Linked DNA regions of Mus musculus: region 2 is linked to region 1. A link is a contact called in ENCODE Hi-C or POLR2A ChIA-PET data. All regions are on one chromosome and are shown on one strand. Each heading gives the region's core, a stretch centred on a gene start or an enhancer-like site at or near the end of the contact. The rest is flanking DNA. Distances are from core to core; before and after follow the strand shown.

The links. Hi-C counts contacts between places; a loop is a spot of excess contacts on that map. ChIA-PET counts read pairs that join two places held with the same protein, here RNA polymerase II (POLR2A).
Region 2: a map of heart shows a loop between it and region 1 (7-fold over the local background). The contact joins the enhancer-like site here to the promoter of Socs1 in region 1. A Hi-C loop is called at or near these places in 8 of 37 maps with a recorded cell type or tissue (CH12.LX, T-helper 17 cell, T-helper 2 cell and 2 more). POLR2A ChIA-PET finds 5 or more read pairs at or near these places in 3 of 5 experiments (Patski and embryonic stem cell).

The regions. Positions count from the first base shown.
Region 1 is chr16:10,784,243-10,786,858 of GRCm38, forward strand. It overlaps Socs1 (suppressor of cytokine signaling 1), which reads right to left and starts at 1,294. Exons shown (of 2, transcript NM_009896.2): 1 at 1,189-1,294; 2 at 1-679. The coding sequence starts at 629.
Region 2 is chr16:10,740,632-10,743,247 of GRCm38, forward strand. It overlaps Clec16a (C-type lectin domain family 16, member A), which reads left to right. Exons shown (of 23, transcript NM_001204229.1): 23 at 983-2,616. The coding sequence ends at 1,338. Among named protein-coding and RNA genes, the nearest start is that of Socs1, 44 kb to the right of the region's middle. Within about 2 kb of position 1,305, at least 2 of the 3 ENCODE cell types and tissues checked have a DNase peak (open chromatin) inside an H3K27ac peak, as active enhancers do; they include heart, where a contact is called at or near this core.

The DNA.
Region 1 (2,616 bases), core at 44-2,543:
AAGGGGAAGGAACTCAGGTAGTCACGGAGTACCGGGTTAAGAGGGATGCGCGCCAGGTTCTCGCGACCCACGGCGGCCACGATGCGCTGGCGACACAGCTCCTGCAGCGGCCGCACGCGGCGCTGGCGCAGCGGGGCCCCCAACATGCGGCGCGGCGCCGCCACGTAGTGCTCCAGCAGCTCGAAAAGGCAGTCGAAGGTCTCGCGGCTGCCGTCCAAGTGGAAGCGGCCGGCCTGGAAGTGCACGCGGATGCTCGTGGGGCCCGAAGCCATCTTCACGCTGAGCGCGAAGAAGCAGTTCCGTTGGCGACTGTCGCGCACCAAGAAGGTGCCCACGGGCTCGGCACGCAGCCGCTCGTGCGCCCCGTGCACGCTCAGGGGTCCCCAATAGAAGCCGCAGGCGTCCAGGAGCGCGCTGGTCCGCGTGATGCGCCGGTAATCGGAGTGGGAGCGGAAGGTGCGGAAGTGAGTGTCGCCAGGGGCTGGGGCTGGGACCGCCGGGCAGGGCCGGGGACGCACGGGGGCCGCTGGCGAGGACGAAGACGAGGACGAGGAGGGCTCTGACCGCCGTCGGGGCTCTGCTGCCGGGGAGATCGCATTGTCGGCTGCCACCTGGTTGCGTGCTACCATCCTACTCGAGGGGCCAGCTGGAGGGGTGGGCCATAGCGTCCGGGGCTGCGCTGATGGGGGAGACAGAGGCAGTGAGCCGGGCGTCCGGGTGGCACAGGCCGGCCAACAGACCCCAAGGAGCGAGAGCGGCACGCAGAATCCGCCCGGAGCTTGAGCCTCGGTGGGCTCATCTGCGAAGTAGGCCGTTCCTGTATGCGGAACCCTTCCAGACTGGCGGTGGAGCCCTGCCTCCCCGCGCGCGTGGAGAAGGGGGCGTGGAGAGGGGCCCGACTCCCGGCCGTCCCCGCTGGTGGCTAGTCGCCTCGCGGCTGCCGCCTACTGGCCACGCCGGGGACTGGAACCCGGGCGGAGGATCAGGGCTCAGGGCCGGAGAGGAGGGGCTGACGGCGCCCCGCTCGAGCGAGGGGCCTCCTGGGGGAGCCGGGGCGGGGGTGGGGGGGCGCCAGAGGCGTGGCATCCTCGACCCTGCCATACAGTCTGCGAGGTTAGTCCTGCCGGGCTCTGCTCCCATCACCTCCCATCCCCTCCCGCCTGCTCCCTCGCAGCTGCCTTGGCTCACCTGGCGGCAGGACGCGGGGAGCCGCGGCTGGGGGCTCCGGGGCGGCTGTCGCGCATGCTCCGGGGCTGGGAGCCGTGCCGCTGCCACGGCCGCAGTTCTCTCTGCTGCTGCCCGCCCCTGCATCAGGCTCTTAAACCAGGCAGGCCCCGCCCACAGGTCCAGCCCACCCCCGCTTTCGGTTTCTCTTTCCGGCAAGTCTTTCGGGTTCTCTCTAGACTCCTGAGGCTCTCCCTGGAGACGGTTCCTCTAACTTGGTTTCGCCTCGCACCTTCCCACATTGGGACCTCTGGGGTTCCGGCTCCAACCGGAATCTTGTGTTCCGTGCCTGGGGTGCTTAGGACTTGGTGCCCGCTCTTTTGCTCTACCTTCGCCCCAAATCGCAGCCCGCCGTGTGGGATGCTAGCGCGGGGCTGACACGCCTCCTCCCCTCCGGGTGTCTGCATTCTTCTGGTTAGGGCTCCGCCTCGCCTGGACCCTGTGCTCCCCAAGCAGCTCCTCCCTGCCAGGGTCCTTCCTGCCCAGGACCCGAAGGCCTTGGCAATCTCGACCCTTCTTGGAACCCGGCTAGCTAGTCCTAGAGACCTGTGGGGCCGCCGCCCTCCTCCAGAGCCGCGTGCGGGCCCCTCCCGTTGGCCATTCGGCCTGGCCTTGGCTTGGGCTTCCCAGGAAGCGGTGGCCTGACCGCAGAGGCTTCAAAGGAAGCCTAAGGCGGTGCGGGAGGGGCGCCCCCGCTCCCGGCCTAGTTCCTCGGAAACCGGGCGGGGTTGGGCTGGGTTCCCAGGGGCCTGGACTCACTCTCTGCACTCTTACTACGTGGGCAGCCGGAGAAACTGAGGCCCCGGGCGGGGCTGTGATTCCAAAAAAAGCTGTAATCCCCAAACTTTTGGTCAAGACTCCAGCAAGCATCTGCCTGTACAAGGGGCCCCGAGCACACCTTGGCTTAGGATCCAGGCAGTCAGACCTATCATTAGGACACTGTGTGGTTTCGTGATTCAGTTTGTCCTGAAAGGCCAGGAGTGGGTGCCTGGCTGACGATGTTTATGAATGAAGGCGGATGAGGTTCGCGTGCAGGCTTCCCTGTGCTCACAGTGACGCACACTGCCCTCTACAGGTTTCTCTGTTAGCTGTCAGGCGGCTCCTCTGAAGCTCTGAGGCCAAGTCCTGGTCTCCCCAGACAGAGCACAGAGCGCCATATTTCATCCTAAGCACAACCAAACTTATCTTGTGGTGCTTGAATTTGTGTGGCTGTGGTTGTGGTGCAGCCATGGTCAGTCTAACCCTTGGTGGGCGATAAAGGCTGGGTTTGTAGCACTGCCTCCCTCTAGCGCGTCTCAGCCTAGACTGGCCTTCAGGTCTTTCTGGTCTGGCAAGCATCACGGATGCTTGTTTGCAGTGCTGGGGACTAAACACAGGGCCTTGTACCAGCCT
Region 2 (2,616 bases), core at 55-2,554, 44 kb before region 1:
TTGGCTTTAGAAAACAAAATGAAGTCACCAGAATAACATTGAACTAAAACTACATCCCATCTGCCCCAAATCCCCTCATGAAGCTCTAGGACTGAACAGTTGCCATCTTCTTCGGAGGCCTGTTAACCCTAGAATCCATACAGATATGAACGTGTAGCCAAGCCACATCCCTAGCACCTCCTCTCGGGGTCTTAAAGTCCCCAGGCTGAAGTGCTGAATGGCTCTTCCCTTGAATGCCACACATTCCTGGCTGGCATCATTGAAAAGCAAGTGGCCTGCATCTATCCAGTCTCCAAGGGTTTAATAAAGAACCAAACAAACAACAACAACAACAATTCTACACTGGGTGCTCGTTTTGGCAGCACATATACTAAAAATTCCACATTGGGTGGAGGCTAGCTCAGTAGTGGCCCTGGGCAAGCCCATCTGCTTGGTGGGTGCAAGCTTAGTGCCTGCAGAAGGCGGAAGCTCACAACAGTACAAGATTTTAGAAACTAGAACATTCTACCTTTTAAAAAAAAAAAAAAAAAAAAAAAAAAAAAAAAAAAAAAGCTGTTACACTGGATTCCTTGGCAAATATCTCCAAATGTAGGCTCTGGAAATAGCCTGGGATTGTAGAGACGCCCCAACCTGTTTGCTTTCAGTTTCTGTATTTACCATTAGGCAATGCTCCAGACTCTCTGCCTGCACACAGAGCCTGCCCAGACCAGGTTTCACTTTCAGTATTCAGGTGTTGATTTCAGACAAGGCCTGAGTTTTCACAAGTCAGGTACCCAAGATCCTAACACACTATCCCTAGGCCTAAGTTAGATGAAGCTAGGAGCTTCTGGGTCCCATCAAGGAGTTGGTGGAACAGGCATGCCCCTAATATTAGCAGTCTCCCCACAGAGTTTTCCACCCTGGTGCAGTGCAGGAGTGGCAGGTGCCAGCTGAGTACAGTGTCACTGGAGCTGAGAGTATCTCTGTTTTCCTTCCCACCTAGATGCCCCCACGACTCCAGAACAGCCTCAGCCTCACCTAGACCAGTCAGTGATTGGGAATGAAATGGATGTCAACTCCAAGCCCAGCAAGAACTCATCGGCCAGGAGCTCTGAGGGGGAGACAATGCACCTGTCCCCTAGCCTCCTTCCCGCCCAGCAGCCCACCATCTCCTTGCTCTACGAGGACACTGCTGACACACTGAGTGTCGAGTCACTGACCATTGTCCCCCCGGTCGATCCCCACAGCCTCCGAGCCCTCTCTGGCATCTCCCAGCTCCCCACACTGCCTGCAGCAGATACGGAGACCCCAGCTGAGGGTGCTGTAAACCCAGAGCCTGCGGAACCCACAGAGCACTGAGTGCGCCAGAGCTCTCCCTTTGTGTGTGCGGCCCGCTGGTAGGGACCCCCCATGCATTTTGTGACAGCAAGACACACTGGGAGCACCCACAATTCTCCGTGGCCCTGAAAACTGCCCCTCATACCTCTCCCTACAAGACAACCACCAAGCACTCATTTGCTCTGACCTCTCGCTGAGCAGGCTGGGATCCTAGAAACGGCCTCCTGTGTAGAGACGATGGCATTGGCCACCTCAGAGGGGTCTGGGGCCCTGCCCCTGATCCTGACAGCCGCAGGGGGCAGGACCCACTGGCACCGTCCTTTGGGCAGCTCCTTTGTCTTCCCTCCCAGTGTGCACAGAAGTGGACAAGGTTACTCTGGGTAGAAACCTGTGGAGAAGCAAACCTAGATAAGCATCTCCTCGAGCTAGTTATTTCTGGTTTTGGCAACAAATGAAGAGATTTATTTTAAAAGAATCTATTTTGGAGGAGGGGCAAAAAGAAAAAGCCCTCAACCATAAGGCTCGGAGTCTCATTAGAAGTGTCAGCTGTTAAGGTTCTCTGTCCTTAGAACTTTTCCATGTTTTTATTCTGAAGTTGTGGCTGTCACTTCCTCTGTTTTCCTGAGTGATTCTTCTTTCTCTGTCCCCAACTCTACAAGCCTGTGGGGTGATGATGTCTCTCCCTGAAACACTGAGGTACTTCTGAACAAGATGAGAGAGACCTGAGTCCGCTCAGGTCACATGGGTGAGAAGGCCAAGCCTCTGCTCTCGCGTGACCTGGATGACGTCTGTTCCCTGCTCAGGACACCACACAGACGCTGCTCCGAGCAGGCACGCTCCCTTCTCTCTTCATCCAAGAAAGACCCATTAGCCAGTGTCCGTGACAGAAATCAAAGGATTTAAGGCACAGAAAGTCATCCTCAGATATAATCTGCTTCCCAAGATGCAAGTGGATGCCCAACTGGGGCCCAGCTGCAAAACAGGTGACCAAAAGCAGAATCCCACCCTCCCCCTCCCTCCTCCCCCTCCCTCCTCCCCCTCCCTCCTGCCCCACCCTTTGCTGCTTCCACGCAGTATGAAAACCCCATAGTTGTAGGCATGTGCCAGCAAGGAACAGATCTGTGCCATCAGCCCCTCCCTCCTCTGAACTGGCCAGCCAGGTCACTACTCCAGGCTCCGTGGCGAGGCCCTCTATGGCTTCCTACAGATCTGGCCTCACCCAGTTTCAGTACCCACCAAAGGCGAGCCACAAGGGTACCCCATACATTACCATCTGCTCATCATTAGACCCTGACACTC